Regions from separate parts of the Homo sapiens genome. Here region 2 is linked to region 1. A link is an interaction called in ENCODE POLR2A ChIA-PET data of the cell type or tissue named here. Cell type or tissue: GM12878. All regions are shown on one strand. Links, peaks and the distances in the headings refer to the core of each region. The heading gives the core; the rest is flanking DNA. Region 1 overlaps VLDLR-AS1 (VLDLR antisense RNA 1). Region 2 has its middle 7.0 kb from the start of KCNV2.

What was found. Peaks named below come from ENCODE experiments on the same cell type or tissue, not always from the same donor. Only the 100,000 strongest peaks of a DNase experiment are listed, where the experiment ranks them.
Region 2: POLR2A ChIA-PET joins it to region 1 with 5 read pairs; 3 of 35 experiments call an interaction of 5 or more read pairs at or near these places.

Annotation. Positions count from the first base shown.
Region 1 is chr9:2,545,217-2,549,621 of GRCh38, reverse strand. The region is part of intron 1 of VLDLR-AS1 (VLDLR antisense RNA 1); the gene reads left to right. Among named protein-coding and RNA genes, the nearest start is that of VLDLR, 74 kb to the left of the region's middle. RefSeq lists an enhancer at 128-629. In GM12878, for the core only: no CTCF peak of the experiment used is centred there; no DNase peak of the experiment used is centred there.
Region 2 is chr9:2,708,326-2,712,730 of GRCh38, reverse strand. No RefSeq gene overlaps it. Among named protein-coding and RNA genes, the nearest start is that of KCNV2, 7.0 kb to the left of the region's middle. In GM12878, for the core only: no CTCF peak of the experiment used is centred there; a DNase peak (open chromatin) is centred at 2,743.

The DNA.
Region 1 (4,405 bases), core at 144-4,143:
TAGGTGTTCCCAGTCGGGCAGTTTCTATCTTGGCAGAGTTTCACGGACTCGGGCTTCTTCCATTCCATGGCTCTACCTTCCACCAGGTGCCCATGGTCTTCTTTCTTCAGCTGGTAGGTTTTATGGGCCAGGTCGAGAAGTAGTTTCTTGCCTTCTGCCCACATTCCTATGGATGTAAACGGATCACATTTCCACACCTAAATGCAGGGCATGCCGGGAATATTGTCTAACTGCATTTCCAGGTGAGAAAGGAGATATTGTTTGGTGAACAACTAGCCAGTCTCTGTCCACACAACTCAGTCTGGCATCTGTCCTCTCAGTTCTCATGTCAGTTGTTTTACTTATTCTTCTTAAGACATTAACACTTTCTTCATTGTATTCATTCATTAAAATTCATTAACATCATGATGGGCTTCCACAGCATGCCAATTGATGGGAGTTATAAAGAAAAATCAGGTGCAGGGCCTGCCCTTGAACTCAATCTAGTTCAACCTTGTTTAGCTGTCACTGTATTTGGAAGTCCTGAAGTACTTGTTTTTAATTCAATCATCCAAAAAGAAAATAATATTATTGTATGACTACCAATCCTACAAATTAAGTAATCTACTTAGATGTCCAAGTTTTTCCCAAATACTTATTTGCTTCTAGTTCAGTTATTTATTTTGCCTTTTTGTAGTCTTTCTGGAAACAAGTAGAGGCAAATATCTAAGATTTAAAGAAAATATACAGGGACAAAACTTTAAATGTTGTCCCTAAATTTAATTCTTCTTGAAAATTTGGAAAAGGGTATTATTTAGTCTCAGTAGAAAATTAGAGAACAAAGAACCACTGGTCTAGTTTCTAGTCATCTGTGGACATGGTACTCCTGTTAGTGTGTAAGCAATGCAAATTTAGGGAACTTATCTAACAAAATATTTTTTTTCTCTACCCCCCGAAACTCTATCCTTATTCACCTAACTCATCAAATCTTTTTAAAAATTATTGCTTTTATAATTTTGAAAGTTTATTCATTGTAGCAAAGGTTGAAAATATGGGTAAGCAAAAAGATAAAAATTAGAAATGTTCGTTATCCTACTTCCCATAGATAAATCCTGTTAAATCGATATGTGCATTTGCAGCCTTTTTCTGCATATATTTGTGGATGTGTGACAGTATATGTAATCTCTACAACAATGAAATTATACTAAGCATATAGTTTATACTAAGCATATAGAATTGAGGAGAATAGCTGAGGACATTTTAGTTCTGAAAGCAATAGTGTAGCATGATGGTTCATTTCTCAGACCTGGGTTTAAATTAAAGTCAACATCATAATCATAATCATGATGCAGATAATTTTGTATAAATGAAAATAGTTATATTTGAGTCAACAGTTCAAGCACTTCTTTGTGATATAAATGCAACACAAGTACCCATATATCCCAGCTTTGCCACTTACAAACTGCAATGCTTATGGCCTAGGTTTTCTTATTCATAAATAGGCATGATACTAGTATCTGCCCCACAGGGTTGTTGGGAGGATTATTGAGCCAATTCATATAAAGTGCCTGGTATATAGTAAATGCTCAGTAACTTTGGGCTATTATGAAACTGCGTGTGAATTTAAAAACAGTAATCTTTCTTTTAAGTAGGCTGTAAATCAGTGGTTCTAAATCAGGAGTGTTTTCTTCCACCCCACTACCTGGGGGACATTTGGCAATGTCTGGAGACATTTTTGGTTGTCCCATCAGTTGGTGATAGGAAGTTCCTACTGGCATGTACTGTGTAGAGGCTAGGGATGTGCTGAACATCCTACGGTGCAAGGGATGCACCCTCCCAACAGAGAATTATCTTGCCCGAGATATCAGTAGTTCTGAAGCTGAGAATCCCTGCTTTAAAGAAATGTGTATTTTATGTTATCATAGATGGAGGGGAATTTGCCATCAAAGTCACACAACTAGGAAGTTACCTTCCTGGTAATCAATCTACATGTTGAGAAAGATGTTAATAAATAGCCAATTCACCTCGATTTTTGTAGAAATCAAATGAAAGATTGCATTTAACTTTTGTATATTTATACATTATGTAAGTATAAGTTAGAGCTAAACCTGTTTTCTTCTGTGTTTTCTATTTCTTTTTATTATTGCCCCGTTAAGGAGACTTTTAAGACTTAAAAAAATTGCCTCCTCTTCCCATGAAATTTTATACAACAGATATAGTATATATCTGTTTATGCAGTTGGATAGGGTTAAGGATTGGAGGATTACAACCCACTGTGATAGCTAAGATATTTTTGCCCCCTAAGAACCAATTTTCATCCCTATGGGGAAATATTCTAAGTAAAAGAGGAGTGAATTCTAAAAGTGTTTTTGTTTTTTTAAGAATGATGCTTAAATTACTTATTCAATTAAAATTGGCTTAATATCTCCTGTTCTGCACTTTGAGATCATATTGAGAGAGCAATGGAAAAGTGAAAAATAATACTATTGATTTAAAACGCTATAGGCATTTAAAATGGACAGCAAAGCTCAGAGAAATGAATAGAAATTTAGTGAGTGCTGAAAATGCAAAAATAAAAACTGGTAAGGCCAGAAATAAAAGAAGTTGAAAAGGAGACAAAAGCTTTCTAGAGAGGTAGCTAATCTGAATGTAAACTTATCATAAAAGGGAACAAGGAGCTTGAGAGGATAAAGGATGGAAGGGAAATTGTACCGGATAAGGAAGCTGAAGGAAATAATATGAGCTTTTCTTTTTTGTAGGTCATAGTCACTACATTAACTATGTAGCTTGTTTCTGCATTGTTTGAAAAGGAAAGATTAAACACAACTAAATCTGCAAAGTGACAGGCATGTCACACATTGGGGAAGATTGGAAATGTATAGCCTGCAGGTTAACTACCTGGTAATCAAGCCACAAGTCTGGAAGGGATCTTTCTATTGCCTGGCCTGTGTGTATCTATTCCCTTTGTTCTTCACTCATCCCTCCCCCTTACTTATAAATCCTCAGTAAAGGCTCCTGTATAAATTTTCAGCCTCATTTCTTACCACATCAACTACACAGACACCGTACTCTTGTCAGCTCAGCCACCCAAACTTCCAGCAGTTCTTACGGGTCCCAATTCTTTACTTTTGCTTATTATCGGTACTTGATTTGGACTGCTTTCTCGGGACTTCGTTGCCTACCCTTATGCTCTGTATTCCTTTTAATTGCCTCTTCCCCACACTGACAATGAGGGGATAAGAATAAGCCTTGCTTTACAGGTGTGTTCACGGTCAGTGCTGCATGTTACGTTCCTTGAAAGTAGAAGTTTTTGTACTTGTTTTTATATCCACAAGCCTAGCCTGGCCCTGGAGCACGGTTGGTGCTTAACACATGTTCACTGAAGCAAAGGAGCTATTGTTTCCCTCCTTCTCCATGTGGCCTGTCAAGTTTATAACAATTCTCCCTTCTCTCAAAACTCAGAATTGGTGTTGGCTAGTTCTTCCTTGAACTCTTGTATCCACTCATCCCCCAGCCAGAGTTAAGTGATGGTGAACACCTGACCCATAGCTAGGCTACATTTCCATCCTTGAGACACTGAGGACAAACAAACCACAAGGTCAGTCCTTGTGGTTAAAACCAGAGCATATAAACACAGGAGCTATTATGGGGCAATCTTGTGGATTTAAGTGCGGAGAAAACCAGCCTTCCAAGATGAGACTGAAGCCACCATACAGAGAAGAACAGATAATATGGAGAGAGAATCTGAGGGATTCCCTCCTACTCCTATGTTTTGCTTGCATTTCTGCATTTGATTGCATGAGACACTCTCATATTCTTGTAATAAATTCTCTTTAGTGTCAAAGTTAGTTCAAGTTGATTTCAATGACTTGTAGCAAAAAATCTTTCACCACTATATCACACTTTCTGATTTCCCATTTCAATGAAGGATATTATACTAGACAGAAATAATATATACGGGGGAGAGATCAAACTTACTTAAAATATTAGAAACAAATTGTTTGGGAATCTTATTTGGGGAATTTGGTGGAATAATGCTGAGGGACTCTCTGCATTGTTAGGTTTGAAGCAATAGAGAATTTTCCCTTCAAGATGGAGTAGGAGCATGAAGAAAAAAATATTTCATGCTTAAAAACCATAGGCAACAGCCAACGACGGAGCAAAGCACCAAATAGTTAAACTAGGATCCATCAGAAACCTAAGCATCATTTGACCATGCTTCTTGAGCTTCAGCCCTCTTATCCAACCCACCACCAGATCCTGTGAGTTTCCCCATCTACCATTATCTTGAGTCTGTTTCCATCCACTCTAGTCTAAGTGACCTTTATTTCTCATGAGAACTCCAGCAATGGCCTTCAAGACGTAGATGGTGGACAGCTGCTCTTGCCACCAATGGTTCTCTATGCTGTGACTATAGAGCTGATCT
Region 2 (4,405 bases), core at 250-4,249, 160 kb before region 1:
GGAACATCTGCTAATATAAAAAGAATACTTCTCTATTTTTCCCTGGTCTATGCCTAAACCTTGGCACATAATAAGTACGCCTCAAAAGATAGTCATCTTTCCCTCATCTAGCCACCTCCTACCCCAATTCCTGACTCTCCACCTATAACACACAAATAAGTTCATTTTTATTACCTGTAGAGTTTCTTAGCACAGAAATAATGGTTACATTCTTAGTCCACCATTAACATTAATTCCTTTATGTGAAGGCAGCACTGACTGATAACATTTTCTATGTGGATGGTAATGTTCTTATGGCTTAAAACATGGCAAGTGCCACAGAGGAATGGAAATTTTAAATTTGATTTAATTTTAATTAATATATATTTAATCAATGTGTATATTAATATAATTAATTAATATATATATATTTTTGAGACAGGATCTGGCTCTGTCACCCATGCTGGAGTGCAGGGCACGATCTTAGCTCACTGCAACCTCCACCTTCTGAACTCAAGCCATCTTCCCACCTCAGCCTCCCAAGGAGCCAGGACTATAGGTGTGGCCACCATGCCTGGCTAATTTTTTTTTTTTTTTTTTTTTGTAGAGATTAGATTTCACCATGTTGTCCAGGCTGATCTCAAACTCTTGAGCTGTAGCGATCTACCTGCTTTGGACTCCCAGAATGCTGGGACTACAGGCGTAAGCGCCCGCACCTGGCCTTAATTAATTTATATTTAAATTTGAACAGTCACATGTGGCTAGTGGCTACCATGTTGGACAGGGCAGTGTTAAGCTATCAGCTGCGTCCAGATCCGTCTCTTTTAAGTACACAAGGTTCTTAAACCTCTTAATCAAATGAGTTTGCCAGCATAAACTGGCCTGCTACTTCTGAGACTAAAAAGGAATGTGACAGGGAGAAAGGAATTTTGATAAAATGAATAGGATGATGGGACAGGATTGAGAAGCATGAGCAAGTAGAGAGCAGGCTTGGGATGGGGGCATTTCAGAATGGATTCAGGATGGCTTGGGGAGAATAATATTGAAAGAGTCGAACTAAGGCAAATCGTAGGAATAGCAAGAGTACTGAAAATAAACAACTTTACAAATTTACCCAGACCTAGTTCTGAAAGGCAGAGGGAGAGAGGGAGGCAGAAGGGAACTTTGGCATTTACTTGGGAAACTACATTTCCTTTAGGGCCTTTGAAAGTAAATGACTAAGATTGTAATTGTAAAATGGGAAGTTGAAATAAATAGCTGGATAATTTGATAGTCAAACAAAAATAAATTATTCTAAAAAACACAACAATCTCCCCACTCTCAATAAAGGAAAAAAGAGTAGGTCTTTCCCCCCCCACCCCCCCCCCCCACCAAAGCTTGTGTTAAGTCTGGTAAATTTCTTCTAGTAATTGAATTATTTGTTCACTTCCTCTTTACATTTGCCTGTCTCACCATAGGTGAGATGTGGAATGAATGGGAGCAGCAATTGATTACAAAGTGTCCTATTCGGTTGAAATTCTTGCTGACTAAATTAAAGTTGTCTGTGAGTTTAGAAAAAGGAAGAGTAAATGATGGGGAGAAGAGGAGGCTGTAACTAAGCATTCTTTTTATCAATGTCTTGTAATAAAGCTTAAATCTGGAGGGTGCATCCATTTTCCCAAAGCACATCCATCCACTTTAATTCTCTTTTCGAAAGATAAAGAACCTGAGACTTAGAGATGTGGGTTTTCAGCCTGCTGTTGGTCAACAGAGCTGGATCTGGATCTGGGACACATGTATCTGCATCTCTAGGCATCTTTCTGTTCTTGGGACTGTGGTAACTGAACATGAAGCCCCTATTGATATGCCCCTCACTTAGAAAATCTTGACTTTTATTACTGGTCTTTATTTATTGCTCCTCCTAAACATACGTGGACTATCTTTCAACATGGTTCTTTTTGTTCTTTTTGCCCCAGCTGATGCAACAGATCTTGCCATCTGTTTTGGTATCTTGGAAGTGGATGCAAGCTAATTCAACATGAAGTAGGTGTACCTGCTTGTACTGCATGCACGGCGTTGTGCTATTTTCCAGCTGGCAGTGACCCAGGGTTACCTAGTTCCACTGCTCACTTTAGAAATAAGGAAACTGAGGTGTCAGATAGGTCAGGCGACTAGCCCCAAATCTCACAGATGAGTTAGTACCACCTAACTCACTCTACTCTAGAATCCTTTCTAGCTCCAGGTTAGTGCCCTATTCTTCTAACTTGATATTGTTTCTGCTTCCTTGAATGTATTTTTCACTTTGAAGTTGTATCTATGCGGAACAAGCAAGTTATAGATTTAGGGGGAATGTTTTTGAGTAATTTAAATATCAGATCCTGGCATTTAAAAAAGAGCTGAGTTCAGTTATCCAAACTAATTGCCTTCACAGATCTAATTTTGTGGAAGATTTCTCCTCTCCATTTTCTGTTGCCTACGTAGTCACAGTTGAATGTCACATACCTTTCTTAAACAATATCTTCTCTTCTGTCCAAACCAGAACTTTGCTTATTTTCTGTTGGGGCACAGCCCCATTGACCTTCAAAAGTTTAGTCTCGTATAATTTAACACTGCTTTACAGCTAACCTCCTTTGGTGTCCTTGTGTTCTCTCTTGGTCTCTGGGTCTCGCTGTGTTTCTGCTCCCTCTGCTATGAGCAATGAGGTTCTCTCTGACCAAGCCTCCAGAAGAGCAGAAATAAGATGCCTGAGTGCTGCGTTTGATGCAGAGAGAAACCATTTGCAGATAATGCTTTCACTCAGAGGATTTTTTTTCACCTCAAAATTTGCATTCAAAAGCTCTACCAAGGAAGGCAAATGTGCCAGAGATTATGGAACATCTGCTCTGACACTGGCATTACTGCAGTGACGAGGGCTCCCTGGAGTAGGGGTGACAGGAGCCAGATGATGCTCCTGAGGAGATTTGCTGATTTCAAAAGAGGCATCTGTGAAAACCTAGTAAGAATATAAGGAATGTGCTTGAACAGATGGTATGTGTAGAACATTGGAATAGAATCATTCTCTGAATCTTTTAAGGATTAATAAATGTGATGAAGGAAAAGGATTGCAAATGATTAATGATGACTCAATTATATTACACAAATTATATTACACAAATTATATTACACAAAATGCAGTTTTACTCCAAAAGCTGGGTTTTTTTTTTTTTTTTTTGTACAGGTCAACAGTTATTGGTCATGGCAAAATGATATCGTGTAGATAAATACTTTCCACATAGCTTTCTAAAATATATCTCTGCATTACAGGGGCTACTCATAAAGTCAGAACAGAAGAGTTAGACCTTAAGTGATGAATGTGTGTGTGAGTTACACACACTGAAAAGCATAAATAATATATTTAAATAATTTGTTGTCATATTGTTTTTATGTTGATGTGGATTAAATTTTCAAGCAGTGCAGCTGATTTCAGAGAATGCCATGAGAAAAGTCAGTATTTTGGACTGAAGATCAAACTGGAAATAAATTAGCAAGTAATTGCCTGAAAGAGTTTATGGAATAAATAAAAATTATTTACCTAATTGACATAGCAACTGTTAGTATGTAACTCTGTGCTGGGTGCTGCGAAAGGGCTTGTGATTAATAAGTAGCTTTTTTTTTGAGAAAGGTAATGATTTTCCTTGTCCCCATAATTTCACTCTTGATTTCTTCTAAAATTAATTTGGCAAAAGTCGATTTTAGCTCCTGCTTATATAAGAACATCGCAAACTATGACTAGATAAAGTCAATTTAAGGACGTTTCATTGCATCCACCTTTTAGGATTATGTTAGGCTGCCTGTAACTGAAAGAATACTAAATATGGCTTCAACATGTAGGCATTATTTCTCTCCTATGACAAGATGCCCAAAGATTGGCAGTTGGGGGCTGGTGGGAGGTGCTAAGGATGTCATCAAGGATCCAGGATCCTTCCATATTTCTGCTTTGCAATCTTTAATACATAGCTTTGATCCTCATGATTGCAAGATGACTTTGGGACCTCTAGGAATTGAGTCTATATTTCAGGCTGCTAAAAAAAAAAATAAAATATAAAAGAGGGCAGACATGGTAGCCCAGGCCTATAGTCCCAGTGCTTTGGGAGGCTGAGAGGAAAGGATCACTTTTGCTCAGTAGTTTGAGGCTGCGGTGAGTTATGACTGTACCACTGCACTCTGGCCTAGGTGACACAGTGAGACCCTGTCTCTAAAACCACAAAAAACAAAACAAGAACAACAAACTAATAATTTAAAAAAAGGAATAAGAGGCCCCTTTTAAATGGATATTGTGTAAGGAAGCCCCACCCAGCAACCTTCACTTATTTCTGATTGGCCAGATCTGAGTTACAAGGGAGTTCAGGAAGGTGATTACTATAGTTCCCAGTATTTATAGTATTGTTTTATAGTATGGTTGGGGCTG